Linked DNA regions of Homo sapiens: region 2 is linked to region 1. Evidence: read pairs that join two places in POLR2A ChIA-PET (ENCODE). Cell type or tissue: GM12878. All regions are shown on one strand. Each heading gives the region's core, and the rest is flanking DNA. Links, peaks and the distances in the headings are about the cores only. Region 1 overlaps IQSEC1 (IQ motif and Sec7 domain ArfGEF 1). Region 2 overlaps RPL32 (ribosomal protein L32).

Region 1 (2,910 bases), core at 156-2,655:
AAAAAAACTGTGTGGGTCCCACCCCCAGACATTCTGGTTTCTAGGTTTGGGGGAGGGCTCAAGCCTCAGGATCTTTTTCATTTTCCGGATGATTTTAATGTCCAGGTGTGGTTGATGTTCCCGTGATGCAGCTATTCACTGTGGCTGCGTTGCCCAAGCCTATCCAATTGCAGTTTTGCAGGGACAATGTTCTATATGGATTCCAATACTCTTCCCTGGAGAGTCTGCTTCAATCTGTTGGGGGCCCAGCCACCTGCATTTGAACACGTGGCTCTGGTGGATTTGCTGATTCCTGGAATAAGCTCGTCTAGCCTTCCTGCCTAAGAGAGGGGCTGGCCCGAGGGGGCTTAGCGCTCACTGTCTTTCTTTTCTGTGGGTCTTTTCACTCTTCTCCAGCTCTCAGGCTCCCAGTCTGAGCATTGTGACTCCCAGGCCATCCCCGCTCTGCCACCAAACCTATTGGCACCAGAAATACCAAAGATACTTGGAGGGGGTGGCTCTGTTTGTACGCAAGGATCTTGTAACCAAGAGCAGGCCTTTCCTGAGGTTACCCTGCTGCACTTGATAAGCCTGTGTTTGCCCACCATTACTCCCCACCCAGAACCCGCGGCAGGCCCACTTCTAGGCCCAGGCTCTCCCAGCACCTGCTGCTCAGACCTTATTGTTACCCTGCCTTTCAGTGTGGAAAGGAGATGGGGTGTTGAGCATCTCTAGATGTTTAACTTTCCCAACAGTTGCACTGTAGCCACTATCAGAGCTGCCCAACTTGATTGCAAAGCGTTCTCATGCTTAGTTGCCTCATGGGGTCTCACCAACTGCTGTAAAATGTGATACTGTCGATCCCGTTTTACAGAAGAGGAAACTGAGGCTCAGAGAGGGGAAGGAACTTGACTGGGGTCACACAGCTGTTTCCTGCCGTACATTTGGCAGTGGTGTCCCTTCCCCAGCATGCCACATGTCAAATCGGGACAGACTTGCTCCAGCGGCCCTGTGCATGGCACAGCCAGGCTATCCTCAGCCTAGTGGAGCCCTGCCGGCGGGCCCCCACCCCCACCCCACTGTCCTCACTCCCTAGCCTCCATTTTCGCCACTTCCACTCTCTGGGCCCCTGGTGTGCACCCAAGGGAGCTTTATGGAATCGAGACTCTGTCCCGGTCAGGGCTCAGTCCATCGTGAAGGTGGCACACTGGATGGGATAAAGGATGACAACAAAAGCAGGAGAAGATTTCTTAACCCAATGGGGGAACATCAGGAGGCTTCCAAGAATCAGACCCTGAATCAAACTTGCTAACACCTGAGGTCATTGCTGTACTGGCAGCTTCATGAATGGTGTCTGAATGAAGGATGGCCCTCAATTCTGTAACTACAGCATCCTTTTCATCATCTCTGCAAGGGGCCCCTCTGTCCTCATGGGCATGTCACATCCTGTCACTTGAACACAGGAAGTGAGGCTGTGAGGAGTTTGTGGTGTGTGAGATGTGGGCTGCTTGGCCAGGCCAGTGGAGCACTCGCCTACCCATGCCTGTTCAATCATTCATTCACTGCCTGGAACTGTCCCGACCCCTCTCTTCCTTCTGTTTGGGGGACATGATGACCTGCCGGCCCCCGCAGGAGGCAGTGGTCTCCCTCTGGTGGGATGCCCTGACCTGCTGCTTGCAGTGGGGCCTTCATGAAGGAAGCGAAGCCCTGGTGGGTCTCCCCTAGACAGAAGAAGGGACACTGGTGGGACTGGGCCTGGAACATTCCACACACACACACACCTCCAAGAAACTTGTGCATTGAGCCTTCACCATTATCACCTTGGCTGGGTCAGTTCTGCAGGCACAGTTATCAGCATCTGCTGGACAGTGGGCCTGGGCTGGATGCCAGGGAAGAGCAGCCCCAGCCCACCGAGAGAGATGCAGGGAGGGAACCGGAGGCCCAGTCTTCACTCAAGCACGTGTGATGACCGGTAGCCTTTCTTGCCATGCAGTGATCACTATTAAAAATGGTTATTATGAATGACCCACACAGCACTGGGCTATTTTCCAAGAATGCTGTAGCATCTATCCACCCTTTACAGCCCCAGGAAGCCACTGGGCAGGTCCTGGTTATAACTCAGAAAGACTGGGATATGCAGCCAAGGCCGCATAACCAGGCCTGGGCCTTCACTTCCCTGCCTTCAGCTAGTGTTCATGGTGCACCTGCTGTATGTCCAGCTCAGTGCTGGGAACCACTGAGAGGGTGCTGCTCTCAGGGGATACTGCAGGGGAGAAGGACACAGAGAAATGAAGAAGATAGAGAGCCCAATGGGAATGGATTGAGTGAACTGTGTGGCCACTCAGGAAGTGAGGAGGGCTTCCTGGAGGAGGTGACCTTTGAACAGAAATCTAAATGATTAGGAGGAACTATCCAGGAGAAGAGTGGGGGCCCCGGGTGCAGGGGACAGCAAGTGCAGAGGCCCTGGTGAGGGCATGCTTGACAGGATTGGGCCACAGAGGGAGGATGGTGTTGCTGGAGCAGAGTGGACCAAGAAGAGAGGTAAAGGGGCTGGGGCTGTTCATGGAGGCCCTGGAGTAAAGAGTCACATCGTCATGCTGGAAGCTAAAGATATGAAGAAAAGACTGGGGGTTAAAGAGGTTGGGGAACTGCATTGGGGCCTCCCAACCATGAGGGGGTGTCATGAGCCTGGGGCCTGAAAATTCAGAGGCCTGGCCACTGCCTCTGCCCCTTTGCAAGGCCAGGGCCCAGGCCTGCTCCCCGTTGTATACCCAAAGCTGGCATGGCCTGGCATGATGTTGGGACTTAGAGACCCTGTCTGGGGTGAATTTTAGAGACTGAGAGGAACAGACTTTTCTGGTAGTTGCTGGACAGGCAGGGCAACAAGTAGCGTCTGCTTAGGCAAGCACCTACCTCTGACCCACCTGCCAC
Region 2 (2,910 bases), core at 384-2,883, 230 kb after region 1:
AGGTGTAGAGGTGAAAGCACATGGAGGGTTTGCAGGGCATTGGTTCCAGGTGGGTTTTATTGGTTTTTGTTTTTTAAGATGAAGTCTTGCTCTCTTGCCGGGGCTGGAGTGCAGTGGCATGACTTCGGCTCACTGCAACCTCCACCGCCCAGTTTCAGGCGTTTCTTCTGCCTCACCCTCCCAAGAGCTGGGATTACAGGCGTGCACCACCATTCCTGGCTAATTTTTGTATTTTTAGTACAGATGAGGTTTCACCATGTTGGCCAGGCTGGTTTTGAACTCATGACCTTAAGCGGTCTGCCTGCCTTAGCCTCCCAAAATGCTGGGATTACAGGCATGAGCTACTATGCCTGGCCTGGTTTGATTTTAGAGATAGACAGGCTCTGTGTTGCCCTGGCTACAGTGCAGTGGCTGTTCACAGCTGTGATCATGGCACACCGCAGCCCCAAACTCAAGGTGGGCTCAAGCTGTCTTCCTATCTCAGCCTTCCTGGTAGCTAGGACCACAGGCACACTCCACCACACCCAGCTAGTTCTAGGTGTTTTGAGTAAGTTAGACACTTGGTGAGCTTTGTGTATAAAAGACTCAGTGACCTGCTTAGATTAAAACTAGGGCAGTGGAATGAAAAATTCTCATGGGAAGTGACAGTTTATTTTCTTCACTTACTGGTAAATGAAAGCCAAAAAGCTGAATTTTCCTAAGTAAACTAGAAAGAACATGGAGTGTGTGTGACTAACTAGGATGTTTGTGTTTACGTTTACAAAGATAACTTTCACCTACAGTGGTTGTAGATACAAGTAATAAAAATGAACAAGACCAGTATTCTAACGTGGTTACCTTCCAAGATTGGAAATTTAACCAGGCGTTGAAATGCTGAAAATTTCTGTTAGAAAAGATGGGCGAAGGAATTAATGGTGGATACTGAAACCACAGTTGGCTGTATGAGTTGAACTGTAACAGGCAATACCTGTTGTATGGCCAACATGATTACTCAGTTGCAGTGCACATGTTGGCTGGTTGGCATATGCTCTGTAAGCGCAGCTTGGCAGTCTTTAAGATCCATAGAAATACTCTTTGACGTTTGATCTCTAAGTTCCATTTCTGGGCATTTGTCCTTAAGGAATGGAAAAGCAGGCAAACTAAAGCTAGTCATTGCAGCAATAACCCACTGGAAACAACTGAAAATATAATGAGAGAATTGTAGAGTGCTGGATAAAATGTTGTGGGTCCACTCAAAATGATTCGAGTGTTGTAGTGTGGAAAATGCCCAAGCCAGGGGGGACACATTTAAAATGGTGGGTACACTCTGATTGTGATTATCAAATATATAGATGGACAAGGACAGGAGGGTTTTTTGAAAAGTAAAGACAGATGAGAAGTGTAATATAACCTAAGTCTTTAAAACGTAGAAACATTTAAAAATACAATTGCTTTGAATTTGAGTGGACTCATATAAAACAAGAATTGTCTGGATTTGCTGTCTTGCTGTTAAGGCAGGGTTCTTGAAAAGAGCTGTGTGTCCACTGCCTCAATCACTCCTCACAGTCCTGCTGCTTCTCTCTTTGCTGAAAATGCTTTAGGGGTGGAATGTCTGTTCTTAACCACTGTGGGTGGCTTCATAAATCACCTCCTTACTGAAGTGTGCTTGTTAGGCCTATTGGTTATCAAATGGGGCACAGTGTAGCTGCCTCTTAAAAAGTTGTGAGGAATGAGTTAGAACTGGATCTGAAGTCCTCAGGTAATAGGCATGGCTATGACTGGGTGACTTTAAGCATTGTTGCTTCTCAACTTGCTTTGTATCCTCAGCAGTCAAACCAGGTGCTCTTGGCTCCATTCAGACTCTTGGGTTCTGCTCTTGACCATTTTGCAAAGAGTTCTGAACCTTCATGGGCAAGGTCAAGCACCCTGTGACTGGGGGAGAACCTTTGAACCTGGAGTGTGGGCCTGGGTTCGCCCCGGATCCCTGTCCATTGCTTGCTGTGGGCCTTGGTTTCTTTATCTGTAAAATGGAGGTAATGCCTGGATTACAAGGCTGCTATAAGGATGAGAGGGGACAATGAGGGTACTTTTTAATGAAAGCATTCTTGTCACCACCAGGGAACCATAGTCAGGATTTGGGGGCATGTAGGTGTCATTCCACAGCCACTTACCAAGCAGCCCTCTCTTAGCTTGGTGCTGGGACTCATTGCCTCTCCAATGGAATTTTCCAAGTGTGTTGAGGGCTGTCTTGCTCCTTACCTACTTGATTCTCTTGCAGATCTTACTGTGCCGAGATCGCTCACAATGTTTCCTCCAAGAACCGCAAAGCCATCGTGGAAAGAGCTGCCCAACTGGCCATCAGAGTCACCAACCCCAATGCCAGGCTGCGCAGTGAAGAAAATGAGTAGGCAGCTCATGTGCACGTTTTCTGTTTAAATAAATGTAAAAACTGCCATCTGGCATCTTCCTTCCTTGATTTTAAGTCTTCAGCTTCTTGGCCAACTTAGTTTGCCACAGAGATTGTTCTTTTGCTTAAGCCCCTTTGGAATCTCCCATTTGGAGGGGATTTGTAAAGGACACTCAGTCCTTGAACAGGGGAATGTGGCCTCAAGTGCACAGACTAGCCTTAGTCATCTCCAGTTGAGGCTGGGTATGAGGGGTACAGACTTGGCCCTCACACCAGGTAGGTTCTGAGACACTTGAAGAAGCTTGTGGCTCCCAAGCCACAAGTAGTCATTCTTAGCCTTGCTTTTGTAAAGTTAGGTGACAAGTTATTCCATGTGATGCTTGTGAGAATTGAGAAAATATGCATGGAAATATCCAGATGAATTTCTTACACAGATTCTTACGGGATGCCTAAATTGCATCCTGTAACTTCTGTCCAAAAAGAACAGGATGATGTACAAATTGCTCTTCCAGGTAATCCACCAC

The links. Peaks named below come from ENCODE experiments on the same cell type or tissue, not always from the same donor. Only the 100,000 strongest peaks of a DNase experiment are listed, where the experiment ranks them.
Region 2: POLR2A ChIA-PET joins it to region 1 with 7 read pairs; 1 of 35 experiments calls an interaction of 5 or more read pairs at or near these places.

What each region holds. Positions count from the first base shown.
Region 1 is chr3:13,068,241-13,071,150 of GRCh38, reverse strand. The region is part of intron 1 of IQSEC1 (IQ motif and Sec7 domain ArfGEF 1); the gene reads left to right. Among named protein-coding and RNA genes, the nearest start is that of IQSEC1, 3.7 kb to the left of the region's middle. RefSeq lists enhancers at 1,150-1,319, 1,330-1,409. In GM12878, for the core only: a CTCF peak has its summit at 2,651; a DNase peak (open chromatin) is centred at 1,440; H3K4me3 peaks cover 1,266 bases; H3K27ac peaks cover 1,951 bases.
Region 2 is chr3:12,835,571-12,838,480 of GRCh38, reverse strand. It overlaps RPL32 (ribosomal protein L32), which reads left to right. Exons shown (of 4, transcript NM_000994.4): 4 at 2,258-2,910. The coding sequence ends at 2,387. Among named protein-coding and RNA genes, the nearest start is that of SNORA7A, 3.4 kb to the left of the region's middle. In GM12878, for the core only: no CTCF peak of the experiment used is centred there; no DNase peak of the experiment used is centred there; H3K4me3 peaks cover 850 bases.